Regions from separate parts of the Homo sapiens genome. Here region 1 is linked to region 2. Evidence: read pairs that join two places in POLR2A ChIA-PET (ENCODE). Cell type or tissue: HepG2. All regions are shown on one strand. Links, peaks and the distances in the headings refer to the core of each region. The heading gives the core; the rest is flanking DNA. Region 1 overlaps CCDC18 (coiled-coil domain containing 18). Region 2 overlaps BCAR3 (BCAR3 adaptor protein, NSP family member).

The links. Peaks named below come from ENCODE experiments on the same cell type or tissue, not always from the same donor. Only the 100,000 strongest peaks of a DNase experiment are listed, where the experiment ranks them.
Region 1: POLR2A ChIA-PET joins it to region 2 with 7 read pairs; 2 of 35 experiments call an interaction of 5 or more read pairs at or near these places.

The regions. Positions count from the first base shown.
Region 1 is chr1:93,273,486-93,277,880 of GRCh38, reverse strand. The region is part of intron 28 of CCDC18 (coiled-coil domain containing 18); the gene reads right to left. Among named protein-coding and RNA genes, the nearest start is that of CCDC18-AS1, 70 kb to the left of the region's middle. RefSeq lists an enhancer at 166-1,133. In HepG2, for the core only: no CTCF peak of the experiment used is centred there; DNase peaks (open chromatin) are centred at 1,790 and 2,180; H3K4me3 peaks cover 1,167 bases.
Region 2 is chr1:93,615,750-93,620,144 of GRCh38, reverse strand. All of the region lies in intron 3 of BCAR3 (BCAR3 adaptor protein, NSP family member), which reads left to right. Among named protein-coding and RNA genes, the nearest start is that of BCAR3-AS1, 26 kb to the right of the region's middle. RefSeq lists enhancers at 2,079-2,731, 4,039-4,395. In HepG2, for the core only: a CTCF peak has its summit at 466 (motif pointing right); DNase peaks (open chromatin) are centred at 1,814, 2,394 and 2,954; H3K4me3 peaks cover 495 bases.

The sequences.
Region 1 (4,395 bases), core at 287-4,286, 340 kb after region 2:
TTTTGGCATCAGTGTCATGTTATAGTTTGAGAGCACAATAAACAAGGATGATGAATAGCTACATGAAAAAATCAATGAAAAAGGAAGATTAAAAGAAGAAAAAAAGAGCAGACAGAGACAAAAGACAATTATGTGGGGAAAAGCAAGAGAGATCAGATTGTTACTGTGTCTGTGTAGAAAGAAGTAGACATAGGAGACTCCATTTTGTTATGTACTAAGAAAAATTCTTCTGCCTTGAGATTCTGTTAATCTATAACCTTACCCCCAACCCCGTGCTCTCTGAAACGTGTGCTGTGTCAACTCAGAGTTAAATGGATTGAGGGAGGTGCAAGATGTGCTTTGTTAAACAGATGCTTGAGGGCAGCATGCTCCTTAAGAGTCATCACCACTCCCTAATCTCAAGTACCCAGGGACACAAAAACTGCGGAAGGCCGCAGGGACCTCTGCCTAGGAAAGCCAGGTATTGTCCAAGGTTTCTCCCCATGTGATAGTCTGAAATATGGCCTCGTGGGAAGGGAAAGACCTGACCGTCCCCCAGCCCGACACCCGTAAAGGGTCTGTGCTGAGGAGGATTAGTAAAAGAGGAAGGAATGCCTCTTGCAGTTGAGACAAGAGGAAGGCATCTGTCTCCTGCCTGTCCCTGGGCAATGGAATGTCTCGGTATAAAACCCGATTGTATGCTCCATCTACTGAGATAGGGAAAAACCGCCTTAGGGCTGGAGGTGGGACCTGCGGGCAGCAATACTGCTTTGTAAAGCATTGAGATGTTTATGTGTATGCATATCTAAAAGCACAGCACTTAATCCTTTACATTGTCTATGATGCAAAGACCTTTGTTCACGTGTTTGTCTGCTGACCCTCTCCCCACAATTGTCTTGTGACCCTGACACATCCCCCTCTTTGAGAAACACCCACAGATGATCAATAAATACTAAGGGAACTCAGAGGCTGGCGGGATCCTCCATATGCTGAACCCTGGTTCCCCGGGTCCCCTTATTTCTTTCTCTATACTTTGTCTCTGTGTCTTTTTCTTTTCCAAATCTCTTGTCCCACCTTACGAGAAACACCCACAGGTGTGTAGGGGCAACCCACCCCTACACAATTATTTGCATATAAAAGCAGTTTAACATAAAGTAGAAAAATAGAGGAAAAAGGCCCAGGGGATTTAAAAAAATATGGGCCAAATTTTCTTGTCATACCTTCATCTTTACTGAGGGTGTGAATTTGAAAATATTATCATGTCTCTAGGTATTACCTGTACTCCTGGTTTAACATTTTTTTTTCATCTTTGTTTTCCCTATAGCTAATTTCCTAATTTCTTATTTTTCATCTTACTGCATGATATATGTACCATATCTTGAAAACTACTTACAAATAAGAGAAATAGAAGTAATAACTTTTTATAAATTCCTAATAAATGGTGAATTAGCTAATTAATCAGTATTCACAACACTTCCACTGCTCTAATCCAAAACAGGATTAGAATAGGAGTTAATATGAAGTCTCTGAACTTGCTGATATTGTGTTCTAAATTGTGTACAGGTGTAATTTTTTGAGTTCTGAAGCTTTTGTTAGTCTGAAAGCAGAATACTTCAGTGTTAAGAGGCTTTACTCTCAATGGAAGTGCCAACGTACTTAACCATTAGGAAAATAGTATTTGGGCTGCAACACAAGGGAGCTAACACTTATTAAACACTTCTCATGTATCGGTTTCCACATTCTTTTCATTGTACCAGTGGACTTTAAAACTGCACTTTTCTGAAGCAGAGCTGGATTTAGGCCAGCTGATACCCTCTGCACAGCCCAACAATGGCGCCTCCTGGCCCTACCACTGCTTTAAAAAATTGCTTAAGAGTCCTTTAGACGAATCAGCTGATGAGTCAAATGCTATCCAGACCCAGGTAGCTGGTTTTGAAACTCACACCATGTGTAAAGAAACAAATGTAATACCTGATGACACTTTCAAATCAAACTTTTAAACTTTTGTCACTCATCATACCAAAGAAAATGATTTTTTAATAGTGCAGATTAAATTTGAACTGGCAGATAAAGACAGTTACTAAAAATTCTACTAAAGTCAAGTGTGGCAGTGAACGAATTAAGAGGATGATAGCTAGGGCAAACAACTCTGTGGCATTCCCCTTAGTCCCCTATGCTCCTGCTTATTTTCCTTAATGATTAATCCAGGGCTGCTCTGGAGCTTTTGCATGAGCAGCCATGAGTAGATTTAAGTAACTGGGTAAAGGTCAGACATATCCTACCCCCAATCAGATAAACTACCTTTGAATCTATTTGACATACTGGATTTCTTTATTTAAATAATAATTTATTTGGTTTAAAAGAGTTTTAAAATCCTGCTTTTAAATAGGAGACCAATGCAATGTCATACTTAAGTGGCAGGTGAAATAAGCCGAGGACCTGAACTAGGCTACAGATCATGGCTCTACATCCCAATTTAAAATGTCTCTTTCAGGCCAGGTGCGGTGGCTCACGCCTGTCATCTCAGCACTTTGGGAGGCCAAGGTGGGTAGATCACTTGGGGCCAGGAGTTTGAGACCAGCTTGGCCAACATGGTGAAACCCCATCTCTACTAAAAAATGCAAAAATTAGCCAGGCATGGTGACACACGCCTGTAATCCCAGCTACTTAGGGGGCTGAGGTATGAGAATTGCTTGAACCTGGGAAGCGGAGGTTGCAGTGAGCTCTCGTGCCACTACACTCCAGCCTGGGTGACAGCACAAGACTCTGCCTCAAAAAAATAAAAATACATCTCTTTCATTAAATTTTACAGAGTAGTATATATTTATTAATGCAACATACATATAAATGACTATGAGGTGGTCACTACCACAGGTAATGCAACTGAGGCTCATGCGCTGTAGGAGTTCCATGTGAGCTTAAAGTTATGAGTATTGACAGTGGTCAATGCATTTAAAACTCAGTAGAGTATCATTGACAATCAAGAAAACTATGTTTATACAGAATATAACTTTGATAGGATTTTAAGAATCCAATCTTTAAGTTTAACAATAGGCTACGTTTGTTTGTTTTGTTTAGAGATGGGTTCTTGCTGCATTGCATGATAATAGCTCACTGCAGCCTCGAACTGGGCTCAAGCAATCCTCCCACCTCAGCTTCCAAGTAGCTAGGACTACAGATGTGCGCCACCATGCCCAGCTAGTTTTTCATTTTATTTTTCTGTAGAGATCGGGTCTTGCTATGTTGCCCAGGCTGTCCTTGAAATCCTAGTCTCAAGTAATCCTCCTGCTTGGCCTCCCAAAGTGTTGGGATTAAAGGTGTGAGGCACCTTGCCCGGCCAGTATTTTGAATATTTTAATTTGGCATTGATCTTCAATGATAATTGAATAGGTGAAATGACTTGAAAAATTCAAATATATATTGCAAAAACCTACAGAGTAAGAAATTATTCTATCTGTTATGTAGTAACTTTTAACTCCTACTATTTATTTATTTATTTAGAGATGGAGTCTCGCTCTGTCACCCAGGCTGGAGTGCTGTGGCGCAGTCTCGGCTCACTGCAACCTCTGCCTCCCGGGTTCAAGCAATTCTCCACCTCAGCCTCCTGAGCAGCTGGGATTACAGGTGCGCACCACCATGCCCAGCTAATTTTTGTGTTTTTAGTAGAGATGGGGTTTTGCCCTCTTGGCCAGGCTGGTCTTGAACTCCTGACCTCGTGATCCACCTGCCTCAGCCTCCCAAAGTGCTGGGATTACAGGCGTGAGCCACCGCGCCTGGCTAACTCCTACTCTTAATCCTTAATTGGCTAAGCAACTGCAAGACCAAACTATGTAATTAGACATACTGAAGAAAATACCAATACAATTATGTAAAGATTATATATAGTGGTTAAGAGCAGGGACTCAGTTTCCTCATATCATAAGGATAATAATAGTACCCACTACAGTAGAACTATTAGGTACTATTATTTGGTACTATTCAGATAATAGTACCTATCAGGGGGTTGTTATAAGGATTAAATGAGTTAATTTATGTAAAGGATTTGCTTGACATACAGTAAAGGCTATGTATTGTTATGATCACAGTCTGTCACTGTACTTATCAAATTTATCCTGCATAAATTAGGTGCGATTTTTACCAAAAAGAGAGTCTTGCATATCTATGACTGCAAGGGTCACTGGAGTAGAGCAGAGGTTCTTAAAGGGTGCAGTACCATCCTCTACAGAACATTCTAGAAATTTGTGATGGTACTTTTTGTTTGTCATTGTGATAGGGGAGAAAGGGACATGCTGCTGCTGATATACAACAGGCAGAAACAAATGATGCCAGATGTCCTGTATCTTGCACGGTTGTTCCACATGACAGAACTATCTGGCTGGCAATTCTACTAGACTTTGCTAGTCTGTTTATGCTTTC
Region 2 (4,395 bases), core at 241-4,240:
GGCGTGGTTCCTGTAGCCCAGCGTGTGGGTGGGCGTGTGCCCTGCGAGTACAGTGGGGAAGATGGGGTTTGTTGTCCCTTCTTTCGAAGGGGGAAGGAAGCTCATGTTTGTAGAGTGCCTACTATGTGTTGGGTGCCAGGCCCTCCATGTGATATCTCACTTGATGCTTACAATAACTTGGTAAGTCTGGGGAGGAAACTAAGGCTCAGAGAAGTTAATTAATTCCCCAAAGTCACCCAGCTAGCTAGTGGTGAAGACCAGAACCCATCCTGGCTCGCTCTCTAGCCTCCTACCTCCAGGGTGTGTTACAGAGCCATTTTGAAGACAAGCAGGTGTCTGTCTCACAGCTCAGTTTTGGAAGATGCCATTTTGCAGAGGTGCTTGTGAGACAGAGAACTGGCGCAGTGGAGGTGGGAGAGAGGCAGCTGTTCCTGGCTGGTAAGGCCTCCAGAGGGCCTCGCAGATGCCCGTCTGCCCATTTCTGCAGCACTCTGCATGGGAGGGACCTCTGAAGGGCTTTGTGGTCGTTGCCTATTAGTTGCTTACATAGCTCATGCCTACCAAAAGTGGATGGAAAGGGAAAGAGAAAAGTGTACAGCAAAGAAAACCCAGGAGCTGAGATGGCAGGAGAAGTAAGTGATTGCTCCAGGTGTAATTGCTTGCATAGTAAGTGTAGAAGAAAAGGAATCTTGGGAAGTAGGTGGTGAATCATCTTGGATGGATAAGACTCCAAGGGGTATATGGATGGGCTTCTAGTGGATACAAGAATCCCCTGAAGCAGAGGTGTCCAAGAGGGAGAATGGGTTCTTAGTTTCTGTTTCTGGTTGGGCCAGTAAAGCCCCTTCCTCATCCCTCTTTTCCACTTATCACTAGAGACAGAAACTAAAAACCATGGCTTTGGCTGGGCACAGTGGCTCACGCCTGTAATCCCAGCACTTTGGGAGGCCGAGGTGGGCGGATCACGAGGTCAGGAGATCGAGCCCATCCTGGCCAACATGGTGAAACCAAGTGTCTACTAAAATACAAAAAAAAAAAAAAAAAAAATTGGCGTGGTGGCATGTGCCTGTAGTCCCAGCTACTCGGGAGGCTGAGGCAGGAGAATTGCTCGAACCTGGGAGGCAGAGGTTGCAGTGAGCCAAGATCGCGCCACTGCACTCCAGCCTGGCGACAGAGCGAGATTCCGTCTCAGATTAAAAAAAAAAAAACAAAAAAAAAAAAAACCCACGGCTTCAGGCTGGTAAATGCCTAAAACAGAGCAAAACGGAACAACATAGTAAAGCGGATTGGACAAGTTCTAATTGTAAAGCATTGCAAGTATGTGTCTTTTGCTCTAGAAGGAGGGCCCATGACTTTCATAGAATCTCAGAGAAGGCCAAGATCATCAGATAGTGAGTCTGCCATTTGAGAGCTTGGGATTATGTCCTGTATGTATTCTTTCTTTTTCTTTTCTTTCTTTTTGCCTGAACGCTAAAAACAGAAAATTGAGCTTGTGTAATATAAGATTTCTGGGGTGACACCAGGAACTAGGTGGTAGTGGTAGAGAGGTGAATGGGGCAGAATTGTGTGTGATAGCGTAAGAAAGCAAAACAGGGCACAGTGCCTAATTTTGCTTCGCATTACTCAGTTATACAATTTTAATAGCTAGTTAGAGAAACAGAAATTGGTAAGGGAAGACAGAAGGCCCAGCAGAGAGAAATCTGCTGTGAAGACTGTACTTTAGTCTCTTTGTTTATGTGCTAGGCAGATCAATATTGCTTCCGGATAGAGACCATTTAACAGCCATACTCTTTCATCCCCTTGAGGAATCTGGGGAAACTGTTAGACCAGGATATGTACAGCACGCACTCCTAAATGTACTGTCTGTGTTCACCAGGGCAGGCGAACGTCTTGTCCACAGCAATACACAAAGGGGGCCAGAGGGCGCAGGCATTGTTGCCTGCCCTCCTCCCACTAAGTCTTGTTTGCATTCCCTTTCGGAGCAAGAAATCAATCAGATTTGCATATAGGGAAATGTGTAGAACTGTCTTTGGCAGCTTCTGTAGCTACTGAGCCTGGCTGGAAGAGGAGCTGACCTTTTGCACAAAGTCCTTTCCTCCTGTCCTCCCTGGTTTCCCAGCTCTCCTCCCTCAGGCCCTCTGGCTCTTTGTGGGAAGGTGTGTGAGCTGCTGGCTTATTTGTTCAGAATCAGGCAGAGATAGGGTGGGTGCTGGGGAAGTCTTGAGAAGCAAGGCTGCGGATCAACTTGCCCCTTTATCTGCCTAGGGCTTCCCAGGCACCTGCCACACTGCTCTCCACAGAGCCGAGTCTGCAGAGGCTGTCCTCACCGTGACGCCAGGCTGGTGCTGAGTGGGGCAAGGTCCAGGCTAATCATTGCCTACTTCCCAGGGCACCAGGAAAGATGGAGCTGGTTGCATCAGCCTCATGCCCTGGCTCATTAAAGCTGTCTTTGTTCAGCAAGAGCCAGATCACCTGGGTTTAGGGGAAGCAAAAAGCCAGAAAGCATTGATCTTTAGGGGAGAGGGAGTAGGATAAAGGGTCTTAGTAGTTGCCACAAGATGTTTTGAGCTGTTCTGATCACGATTACTGGTGTTCACCCCTGACCGATGTCCCTTTGGGCAGGAACAAGCCAGGCCTTGAAGCCTGGGGTGAGTCACTGTCCTCTAGCCATGGGCAGAGTCACTGTCCATGGGGCCGCTTGACAAAGCCCAAGAGTGCCTCAGTGTAAGGCTTGATGCCCTGATTCTGGGCTGCTTTGGGGAGGGTTTGGGGCTATGGGCAGTATTACGTTCCAGATGTGCTGAAACAGTGAAAAGCAGGTACCTAGCAGGCATATCTTTCTCCTGCCATCTCCCTCCATGCCCTGTTGGAGAGAGGGCCTACCTCACTGGGAGCCTGATCTTCTAGCAGGGACCGTGGTGCTTTGGGAAAAGGACTCTGCACTCACTCTCTTGGCCCTTCTCAGCTGAGGGGCTGCTGCCAACAGGAAGCATGTGTCTGCTGAATATGGCTGGCAGGCAGCTCCTGTTTCCATGGTTACTAAATAGGGCAGGTTAGTATTAGGGCTGCCCAAGGAAAAACTGGCATTGAGGGCAGTGCTTATGCAGGGGTCTTCCTCCGGCCTGCCTTAACCCCCTTTTTGAATTAGAGGGTGGGCAACATTTGGCCTGAGGTAATAGAGGTTTCCTTCAAGGACCCACCTGGCTTCCCAGCCATGGCTTTAATCACAAGTGTTTCCCTCGGTGCAAAGGAGTGAGCCTTCCAGGCAGCCAGAGAAGGGCGGTGGATGGGAGTTCACCCTGTAGGACCTTTTCCAGAGCTCAGAGCTGCCTGACTGGGCCCCTCCCTTCCTCAGTCCCTGGGAGTTCCTTAGAAATGCCCTCCCCTATCCCGAAAGGGGCATGGTGTTTAGAAAGCCCTGTATCCAAATTTGATGAGTCCCAAATCCCACACACCAGATCATCAGAAAGTGGCCCACTGCCCCAGGTCACAGCCCTTTCACGGGGCTGTGTGAGTAACAGGTTTAATTATAAGACATTAAAAAATCTATTTGTGTTTCTATGTGATCAGATACCAGATTCTGCAGTCTGAGGTTGGAGTCCCTAGCCCTTTGTTCTCTGCTGAGTGGTACACAGGTCTGGTCCTCTATTTCTTTGTAACTAGAATAATCATTGTGGGGAGAATGGGAGGAATTGATCAGCGTAAATAGGCAGCGTTTAAAAGCTTAACAAGTCAGTGAAGGGCACTTTGAGAATGTATGCAATTATCATCTTTAGTTACAAAAACAACACGTTATTTTAGTCTCTCTCCTTGACCGTTTCAGGAGAAAATTGATTAAAACCTTTGAGTGCTGCTTCAGAAATTATTTTTGGTGTGAAATAAAAATAAAAGATGCTTAGGAAACAGTTACCTAATAAGATTAGTCATTATTTAATCCCGGTGGAACAAATTCTTTGGGTATTTTGGAGATATTCTTAGAATAAACAGAGAAAACCTCAGGTAACAAGAGCTGTGATACCACAGTGACCTAAGTGTCTTTGGTTTTGTTTTTACCCTGGCTGTGGAGCACTTTATTCGTAATTCTATGTGATTTACATGTCTGAGTTATTTGCATATTACTTTCAGGAATGCATTTCATTCACGATTTCTGGGGGAAGGGTGTCTGGGCTTCGGAGTCTCTTGGCTGACTAATCTCACGAATTTCTGTGCAGGATTTCAGTCACTGCCCCCCTCCCTTTTCTCAGGCCTGGGATGGTGCCTGTCTAGCCTCTTGGGGAGGTTTTTAGCTTGAAGGAATCGTTATTTGCTCTCCAAGGAGAATACCAGGTGAAAATGGCCCATTCTGTGGTGGCTAATGGCCTGATTGATGAGTCATGCTCACAGAACTGCTGGGGCCTG